Regions from separate parts of the Mus musculus genome. Here region 1 is linked to region 2. Evidence: chromatin contacts called from ENCODE Hi-C or POLR2A ChIA-PET data. All regions are on one chromosome and are shown on one strand. Each heading gives the region's core, a stretch centred on a gene start or an enhancer-like site at or near the end of the contact. The rest is flanking DNA. Distances are from core to core; before and after follow the strand shown.

The links. Hi-C counts contacts between places; a loop is a spot of excess contacts on that map. ChIA-PET counts read pairs that join two places held with the same protein, here RNA polymerase II (POLR2A).
Region 1: POLR2A ChIA-PET joins it to region 2 with 12 read pairs in embryonic stem cell. The contact joins the promoter of Sh3d21 here to the promoter of Stk40 in region 2. A Hi-C loop is called at or near these places in 1 of 37 maps with a recorded cell type or tissue (mouse embryonic stem cell). POLR2A ChIA-PET finds 5 or more read pairs at or near these places in 3 of 5 experiments (Patski and embryonic stem cell).

What each region holds. Positions count from the first base shown.
Region 1 is chr4:126,160,919-126,165,174 of GRCm38, forward strand. Sh3d21 (SH3 domain containing 21) reads right to left here and starts at 2,423. Exons shown (of 16, transcript NM_001162533.1): 1 at 2,307-2,423; 2 at 2,048-2,205; 3 at 1,884-1,947; 4 at 1,535-1,653; 5 at 1,258-1,348; 6 at 1,050-1,105; 7 at 817-862; 8 at 605-705; 9 at 417-503. The coding sequence starts at 2,310. Thrap3 (thyroid hormone receptor associated protein 3) reads right to left here. Exons shown (of 12, transcript NM_001356455.1): 12 at 3,164-4,256.
Region 2 is chr4:126,100,768-126,105,276 of GRCm38, forward strand. It overlaps Stk40 (serine/threonine kinase 40), which reads left to right and starts at 3,190. Exons shown (of 11, transcript NM_028800.3): 1 at 3,190-3,379.

The sequences.
Region 1 (4,256 bases), core at 1,173-3,672, 59 kb after region 2:
GCCCTGAGACACAGAGGAGCTGTCACACCCATTTGCCATTTTTATGGGCTCTAGGGCCCTGTCTGAAGAAGCATTGTAACCCAGAGCCGTATGTCCTCCGCTTATCCCTAGATGTTTTGAGAGTATTTTGTGTCCTAGCAAATCCATGATCCCCGATTTTTCTTTTTCCTACTCTTCTGAGACAGGGCTTCGCTGTGTAACTCTGGTTCTCCTGAACGTGCTCTATAGACCAGGCTGGCCTCACACTCAGGGATCCATGCTCTATAGACCAGGCTGGCCTCACACTCAGGGATCCACTGGTCTCTGTGTCCCAAATGCTGGGTCTAAAGGCATGTACCACCATACTCGGTTTCCCGGTTTTTTTTTTTTTTAAATTGCCTTTCCTTTCTCCTCCCCATACCTGACTCCATACTCACTGGGGGCGGTGGGATGACAAAGTTGTCAGGAAAAACTCCTCTTCTGCCTTGGCATTCTCCTTCCCACCAGCCCTTATCCTCAGTTGTCTGGTTAGGAAACAAGCCAGTGGGGGGAGGTGAGCATCGCTCAAGTTCTTCTTGCCTGGGCCCCACTCCTTACTCTTCTGTAACTCCTAATCCTCTCATACCTTTCTCAGAACTTTCACCAGGTCCCCCTTCTGCAGTGCCAGCTCATCTGGGGCCTCGGGTTGGTAGTCAAATAGGACCCTGCAGGTCTCAGGGCAGGAGACTAAAAGAAGGTCACTCTAGTGTGTAGCCCTTCCCTCCGCAGCCAGTGACTCCCTCCAACAACCTAGCCAGTTCACCTCCCACATAGATCTGGTACCGAGGGAGGGCTCACCTGTCCGCAGGTAGTCTGGAGGGCTGTCATATGTCAAGTTGCTCAACTATTGGGGGCAGAGAAAGGGGGGAATGAGACAAGTGTCAAGCCATTTTAAGAATTCGCTGGGAGTTGGAGATTTAGCTCAGTGGTAGAGCGCTTGCCTAGCAAGCCCAAGGCCCTGGGTTCAATCCTCAGCTCTGGGGGCAGGGGGGAAAGAATTCGCTGGCTGTGCCCACCATGACCCAATTTACCTTAGGAGGCCTCTGTGAATTTGGGGTAATTGGCGGTATGTCTGTATTTCCAAGGCCTGCAGAAGAAGAATCGATGGTGTTAGGGAGGTGCTAATTTAGCTAGGTCAAGGGAGGGGGCCAAAGGGGTCACGAGGTCAGGAGGGTCACTGGGAAGATCGCTGAAGATTGCTGAGTCTGGTCCCAGGGGATCACAGGGTCACGGTCTCACTTGGGGGCCCACTGTCCAGCAATTCCACAAAGTTGGATGGGAAGGCTCCCAACTGCCCGTTCTTCTCTCCCAGCCACCAGCCGTCCTCAATCTGGGGAAGGGGAAGGATGCGGGAGCATCTGGTTCTGTCCAAGAGTAACTGAGGTGTCCATCCTTGGTTCTACCCAAGGACTACATCCTCCCCAGCTGCCTCCCTTCCCATCGCCCCCACCCTTACTTCACTTTCTTCTGTGTGAATAGCTGCAGCATCTCCCCAAGTGCCCCCAGGACCCCTCACCTCCTTTATCACTTCCAAAATCTCCCCAGTTTGAAGCGTCAGCTCGTCTGCCTGCTCTGGGCTGTAGTTGAAGTTCACTCTGCACCATCTTTGGGGGTCCCGAGAGTTGATGGGGTGACCTAGGCCAGACAAGCAGGGAAGCAGCTCTGAGCAGGGAGCCCCGTCTGCAGCACTGGGGAAGAGTTGGACCCCAGAACTCCCTTTAGTAGCTTCAGGCCCCGCCCTCGAGCGGAGCATTGTACTTCAAGCCAATCAGGGGGCTGCAAAATAGCCGCGGGTGCCCCACCCACAGCCGTCATGTTCCACGCGGGCAGTGAGGCCCCACCCGCCGGCCCAGCGCCCGACTCACGGCGACTACGGCGCGGAAAGCGCGGTCTGGACTCGGTGACGCCCCGCAGGGCCTCCGGAATCTCCTGGGAAAATCACATAGGGGCGGCACTAGGCACAAGGCCCGAGGCTGAGGCCAGGGCCGCTCCTGCTCCCCCGCGCAGCCATACCCGTACCAGGCCTCACCTGCACCAGGCGCTTGGGGAAGCGACCGCGGCGGCCCCGCAACTCCCCAAGCAGCCAGCCCCGAGCGGGCCCCGCGCACACCTGCCGGATCACGTCCCCCGGAGCCAGACTCAGCTCGTCCTCCGTCTGCGCTCGGTATCTGGCCAGGACCAGGACCTCTACGGGCGGAAGCGAGCTAAGAAAGGCTGTGGGGACGTCCGTGGACTTTGCCCTTCGGAAAGTGTTTAGAAGAACCCACCCCGAACCCCCACACACATACCCATGACTTCTGGGGCTCCCTGCGCAGCCTGACCGTCAGGCTGGGCATTGGGTGCTCGGAGGGCGGGCGAAGCCGCCAGGCGGTAGACTGGATGTGGATGAGGCGGAGACTCGAGTCATAGGTCAGGATCCAGGTAGTAGGAGTGGGCGGCCTGGCTCAGCAGGTTGGGCCCCAATTCTTGAAGGAGGAGTCCAGGGTCTCAGCCCAGGGCTGGGGTAACAGCTTCCCCAAGAGCTCTACTTTAGCCAAGTCTCCCAACCTAGGCCAGACTCTATGTCTTTTATAACATTTCCTGGCCCACCCTCTTCTGGCTTGCAAGTTCTTAGCTGCAGGGGAAGGTGGAAGAGGTACATACCAGGGTGGGGCCATTCCTGGGAAAGTGGCCCCAGATAGAGATACTAGCTCCTGTCTCTGAAAAGCTATGGCGGGTATATTCCAAACTTCAACCCCCCCTGAAGCTTCGACTCACTTGGGGGCCTAGTTGGATTTCTGATAACTACTGCAGATTCTCCTTGGGGAAAGGCAGCAAGAATCAACTTTTAATAAGGGCTGGCAAGAGTCTGAAGGTTAGGGTCCACCCAGTTTACCAGTTGGGCTAGGCTCACCTCTTCCTTGTGGGTTAACATATAAAGGCCGAGCCAGCTCACTGCAGCCTTGACCCCTGCCCCAGCACCAAGGAAGCCAAAGTCCTGACTTCTGGCATGGTAGCTAGGTTTGGTTCTTGGAGGAGTCAAAAACACAGAATGCACAGCCTCCACTGAGAACAAGAAGTCCTTCTTCCCAGAGACGAAAACTATGGTATATTCTATGGGACCTATTAACCCAGGGTCACTCACACAAGCAACAAACACAGTCCGTTTACATCTGCCACTTCATTTATTGTTTTTATTTGCAGGAGGAGTTGAAACAAAAATTTAAGGGTGTTTTTTTGTTCTCCCCTAAACATGAATCATTCAAGTAAAACCAACATAACTATTGAAATTAGCAAAGTAAAGGGAAGTATGCACAACAACCCAAGAGCGAAGGCTGGGGAGGGAGGAGGGTGCAGTCGGCGTCCAACAGATGCGCGCAGGCAGCGGTTCACCTGCTGGGGACCGCTGCCCCGGAAGGCAAGCACAAGGACCCTTTAATGAGGATGCCCCCCAACATCTGAAAATGTTTCAACCCAAAACGTAAGGTTAAAGAGAAAAAAAAAAGGAAAAACCCAAAAACACACAACCCCACAGACCACCCAGCCATAACCACCATCCTTAATCATAGGCGTTTCTTTTCATTTTATAAAAAGATTAATAAAAAATATTGAAAAAATTATTTTCTCATCTTGTATTTGTAAAGATAATAGAATTCAGAAGTTTCTTAGAAAACCGTCCAGAAACTGCCCTCCAGTTTCCACTCCTCTTGCTGAAGACCAGCAGGACTACAAAGGTTGGGACACTGGAGCTGCTGGTGGAGAATGGGAAGCCCAGCCCAGGAGAAATGAGACAGAGCAGGGTGCATGGGGAGGCTGGGAGCAACTCCACGGGATACATGGCTGTGTAGAAAGGGGAACACGAGGTGGTCAGAAAGGCCTTAAACTCCTCCTCAACATACAAAACCGGTTTGTACAAGATCCAAGCAGTTTGGTCCCAAACTGAGGTGAACACTTCAATTTTTATTCACATGCTTTGTTTTCTCTTAAGAGTCAAAGTTGCCCAAATTAAAATCTTTACACTAATATTACTATATATCCCCTAAAAAGAAGAAAAAGAAAAAAGGATTTCTTAATAAAACTCAGGACAGGAAGAGACTGAAAACCAAATTCCCATTTAGTTCCAAATGAAATGCAATGAAGAAAACTTGGTTTCTAATTGGGGTGGGAGTGGGGGTGGGACAACAAAACCAAAACAAAGTCCAAGCATCAGCATCCTTCTCCCTACCCTGCCCACCCCCCACACCACCAGCAGCAGCAGG
Region 2 (4,509 bases), core at 1,940-4,439:
CAAGGGCATAGAAGTATACCAACAGCAAGGTAAGCATTCTAGGTCGCTAGTTCTGGTCATAAGCTTAATGGCTGTTAGCTAAGGTTGGAAGTAATCAGCTGGGCATGGTGGCCCATGCCTTTGGTCCTCAGAGGCAGGGGCAGGTGGATCTTCTTGAGTTCCAAGGCCAGCCTGCAGAATTGTAGGTCTGCCTATAGAGTGAGTTCTAGGCCAGGGATACATAGCAAGACCCAGTCTCCAAAGGTGGGAGGGCATGGCATGACGTTTGTTGGGAAAATGGTATTTAAAGGAAAACAAAACAAACAGTTTTTAAATGTCTCTCCAGAAAGGGAGGGGACTCCTCCCCAGCCAGTGGTTGAGTTAAATGGGAACTGCTGGGCAGCGTAATGGTGGTCAGAAGTCAACGATTGCTGTTGTGCCCTGTGTTGGGAGCTTGGTAAACCCCACGAAGGGGCAGAGCTGCAGGCTTATCCTATGTATGTGTATTAACAGCTTCATCAGACAGAGTTTGTAAACGTGATGGGCTCAAGGTGAACAACTGGGAATCTGAAGTTAGGCTTCCCTGCTACCAGAGCCCATCTCAACCCTGGCACTTTTATTTTGTTTCTTTGGTTTGTTTGTTTGTTTGTTTGTTTGGAGACAGGGTTTCTCTGTGTAGCCCTGGCTGTCCTGAAACTCAGTTTGTAGACCAGGCTGGCCTCGAACTCAGAAATCTGCTTGCCTCTGCCTCCCAAGGGTTGGGATTAAAGGTGCGTGCCACCACTACCCGGCTTGTGTTTGTTTTTTAACATGTGGTCTCATGCAGTCCAAGCTGGCCTTCAATTTGCTGTGAAAGAAGGAAGGAAGAGTGCCTTCACCTCCCAAGATACTGGGATTACATGTCGGGTTTATTGTAATACTAGGGTTGGGACTCAGTGAGTCACACACGCTAAGGCCAGCATTGTACCATCTGGGCTACTTCTCTAGCCACTGGGACTCTCTTCTGTTTCCCAGTACTCCTGGCATCCATTCTATTGCTCACCCCCAGTGTGAGTTGGACACTCAGAACCTGATACACCGCTGGATGTGGTGGTGCAGTCTATAATCCAGGCTGCTGGGGAAGTGGAGGTAGGTTACAGGTTCAAATCCAGATAGTACTATAGAGACTAGAGAGCCAGCCTGAGCAACTTATTGAAACTCTGTCTCAAAAACAAAAGCAGTGGAGATACAGCTCAGTGGTGAAATACCTTCTACCACAGAAGAGGCCATAGGTTCAGTCCCAGGTACCAAAAAAAAAAAAAAGCAAAACCAACACCAAACCTTGCCATACTCAGGCCTTGAAGCTTGGACGCAAAGAAGCCAAAACCCAGCTGCTAAGTAGGGTTGGGGTTCTGTAGTCTGAAGAAGCTCCTGGGGGTGAGGTCTCCCCTCCTTCTGTGATAGTCCAATCTGCCTATCTCTTTTCAAGAAGCCATCTTGAGCTGTTGTGACAGGTGTCATTTTGTTATGGCAGCACCATCTGCCAGTGAGCCAGAGTTGGAGAGCCAGCAGGAGACTGTCACCACCCATGTATGTCCCAGAGATCCATGAGTTGGTGTCCTGATGACAGTTTTTTTTTTTTTTTAATCTCCTCTGGCTGGCACTTTCTCCTCCTCTGCTTTGTTAAAACTTCTATATTTTGAGTCAGCTGAGAGCCTACCAGGAGTTGGAATGGTGGTGTCAGCGCCCAGTGATTCATCTTACTGGTAATTAGTGAACTGGAAAACCCAAGATTCATCCCTGTCAAAGGCAGGGCTTCCGGAATCCTTTTTCTCCTCACTTTGTCAGAGAGAGGAGCAAAGTGGGCCGGCCTTCTGGATGCCTGCCTTTGAGTCACGTGCCTCCTAGAGGTTCCCCGACTGAGACCAGTGGGCATCTATAGGGTGTGGTTAGCTGGATGTGAAACTCCTTGGGTCCTCCCATGGTTGGTGTAATGTGTTATCCCCACTTGGGCAGCCAGGATTTACACTGAATTACCTAGTTTGTAAGTGATACAATGGGGATTCAAGCTCTAGCCTTTTTGGAACCCACGAAACTTTCTTCAAACCACAGCCCAGCCATTATTAGCTGGGTGTCACGGCAGAGGTTACCCTCTCTCTCTGAGTGCTACCTTCTGCATTTGTTAACAGGTCTCTAAAAGTGCCTCATTTTGCATAAGACAGGGCCTTAGGAGCTGGTATCATTACTAGTTATTCAGCATTATCTGCAGCTGAATGGCCACCAAGCCAATCAAAGACATTAAGAAAGGATTCAGGCTGGGACTTCATTATGAAGACCAGCCTTCGGTGTCCTAGCAGGGCTTAGTCGTGTCCACGTGTGTCTACACGTGGATCCAGAATGACCCAGGGGAGGGAAGAGTGTCATCAAGTACACTTGTTAACTCTGAGACAAAGGAGTGGGACTATGGCCGCTGGTACTGCTGCCACCGAGCCCTTCTGGCCGCTTCTACACGGCAGTGGACGGAAGCCAGGATTTTCGAGGGCCCCCAGTGAGTCACCAGACTGATGCAATCCCTTTAAAGGGCTCATCTGCTGGTGCAAGAAGCTGATTCATGGAGGGCGTGGCTGCTGAAGGAGGAGAAAGGACGGAAACTGGCAGGAGGGAGTGAGGTAGACAGCCGGCTGAAGTCGTTCATTGGAACTCTTCACTGCAATCTCCCTGGACAAGACTCTAGGGATGTCCAAGATGAACTTGGCCATCTTTGGGGTTTCTGAAGGGCCTAAAGTGAAATGAATTGTGACAGTAGCGACAGCCAATTCTTGACTTCTCTTGTACCCAACTTCAGCACTTTCCCACACAAATTTCCAGAAGCCGAGAAATGGGGAGCAAAGAAAGACTACTTTTCTAAAGAATGCAGTGCAGTTGGCGGGTTTTGCAACCACTTAGAGACGTCCCCAACCCCAGCAAGGAGAGCATAAGTCGGTGAGGTTCTGCAGAGCCAAGGCGGACCGGCGCCTCTGTCCCAGTCCCACTGTAGATGTAGATTAGCGGTAAGTACCGCCCCCTGACTGTCCAATCACTTTACAGATTTCGACCCAGACTCCACCCAGAACCAATTGGCGATCTTATCTGGGCTTCCTGCCTGAAGGCTTCCGCCCATCCTGAAGATGGCGCACCAACCCCAAACTCAGGCGAGGGGGCGGGAGGCGGGGCCGAGAGCCTATGCGTCACTTCCGTTGTCAGGTGGCGGCGCCGCAGCCATGGAGGGAGGCGGCGGCGGCAGCTCTGGCGGCTGCGCTGGGAGGCGGCGGTGAGCGGCTCCCACGCCCCCGGCCCGGCCCCGGCCCCCGGGACGGAGCGCCGAGCAGCCCCGACTCTGGGCTGCGGACTATGGGCAAGGAGCGCTGATTCCCCGGGAAAGGTGAGTTCGGGGTCCCGGGACGCGGAGCCGGGTGGGGGCTGCGTGCTGGCGGGGCGGGCCACCGTGGCGGAGGGACCCCGGTGACAGCCCGAAGCTGACCGGCGCGACCAGAACGGCTATAGTGAATTCCCCCTCCGCCACTGGAGGTCTGTCCTTCCCGGCAGCGGGGGCGTCGGCTGCCGGGAGCCTCGGTCTTTTGCCGCAGCCCTGGGAAATGGGCACTGCTCGCCTTGCCCAGACCCACTCAACCAGTCATCGAAGCAGCCGGCGTTTGGCCCGCTCTAGTTTTTCTCCCAGAGAGACCCGCTCCTCCTCTCCATGCTTCTCTCCTGACCTAGAGAGTGACTTGAAAGTTAGAACGAGTCCCCAAGGAGAGCCAGCCAAGGTTTTCCTCCTGGAGCCCTCACCCGTTGGCACCAACACCATCGCTGCTGGGGAATTTTCACATCCTGGGCGGCGTTCAGGTGCGAGTCACAGCAACCTGCTTGCCAGATCCACGTTGGGCCGGTCTTCACCGTGGGAGAGCTTGCTGTGGTCAGTGTTTCACCTGCCATCCTGGTCAGGCCCGCCCATTCCTACGATGCTTGGCCCCACCTTTCAATCTTGGGTAGGAGCTTTCGGATTCCCGGTGGCTTCTCCGTCCACCCCCACTCCCCCAGGTTGTTGGCAGAAGGAAGAGCTGACAGCCACCTTCGGTGGCAGGATAGACTTTGCTCTGTTTTAAGTCACTGGAGGAAACCGGTTGGCTTTGCTGGTTTTGAGAATCATTGAGGAAGAGGGTAGTCACGCTGGGCTGGGCGCCTTTCCCTCTCGGCTGAGTAGTTTTGCATGAGATAAGGAAGAGCAAAATCCTATAGCCCTTATTTATAAACAACGTTGTGAGTTCCTCCTTAAAGGCCCTGTTATTTGATTGTGGATTAGACTATCTCTGCCAGAGATAGTCCCCATTCATTCATTCATTCATTCATTCATTTTTCTCATAACAAAAGGGCCCTGCCTGTAGAGCCTAGTGCTGTGTAGTATTCGTAGGCTTTGGAGGCTCACTCCTTAAAGCCTGGGATTAAAAGTGTGTGTCAACCTTGCTCTGGACTCCTTAAATTCAGATTCTGGTGCCGCTGCTTTCTGGTTGC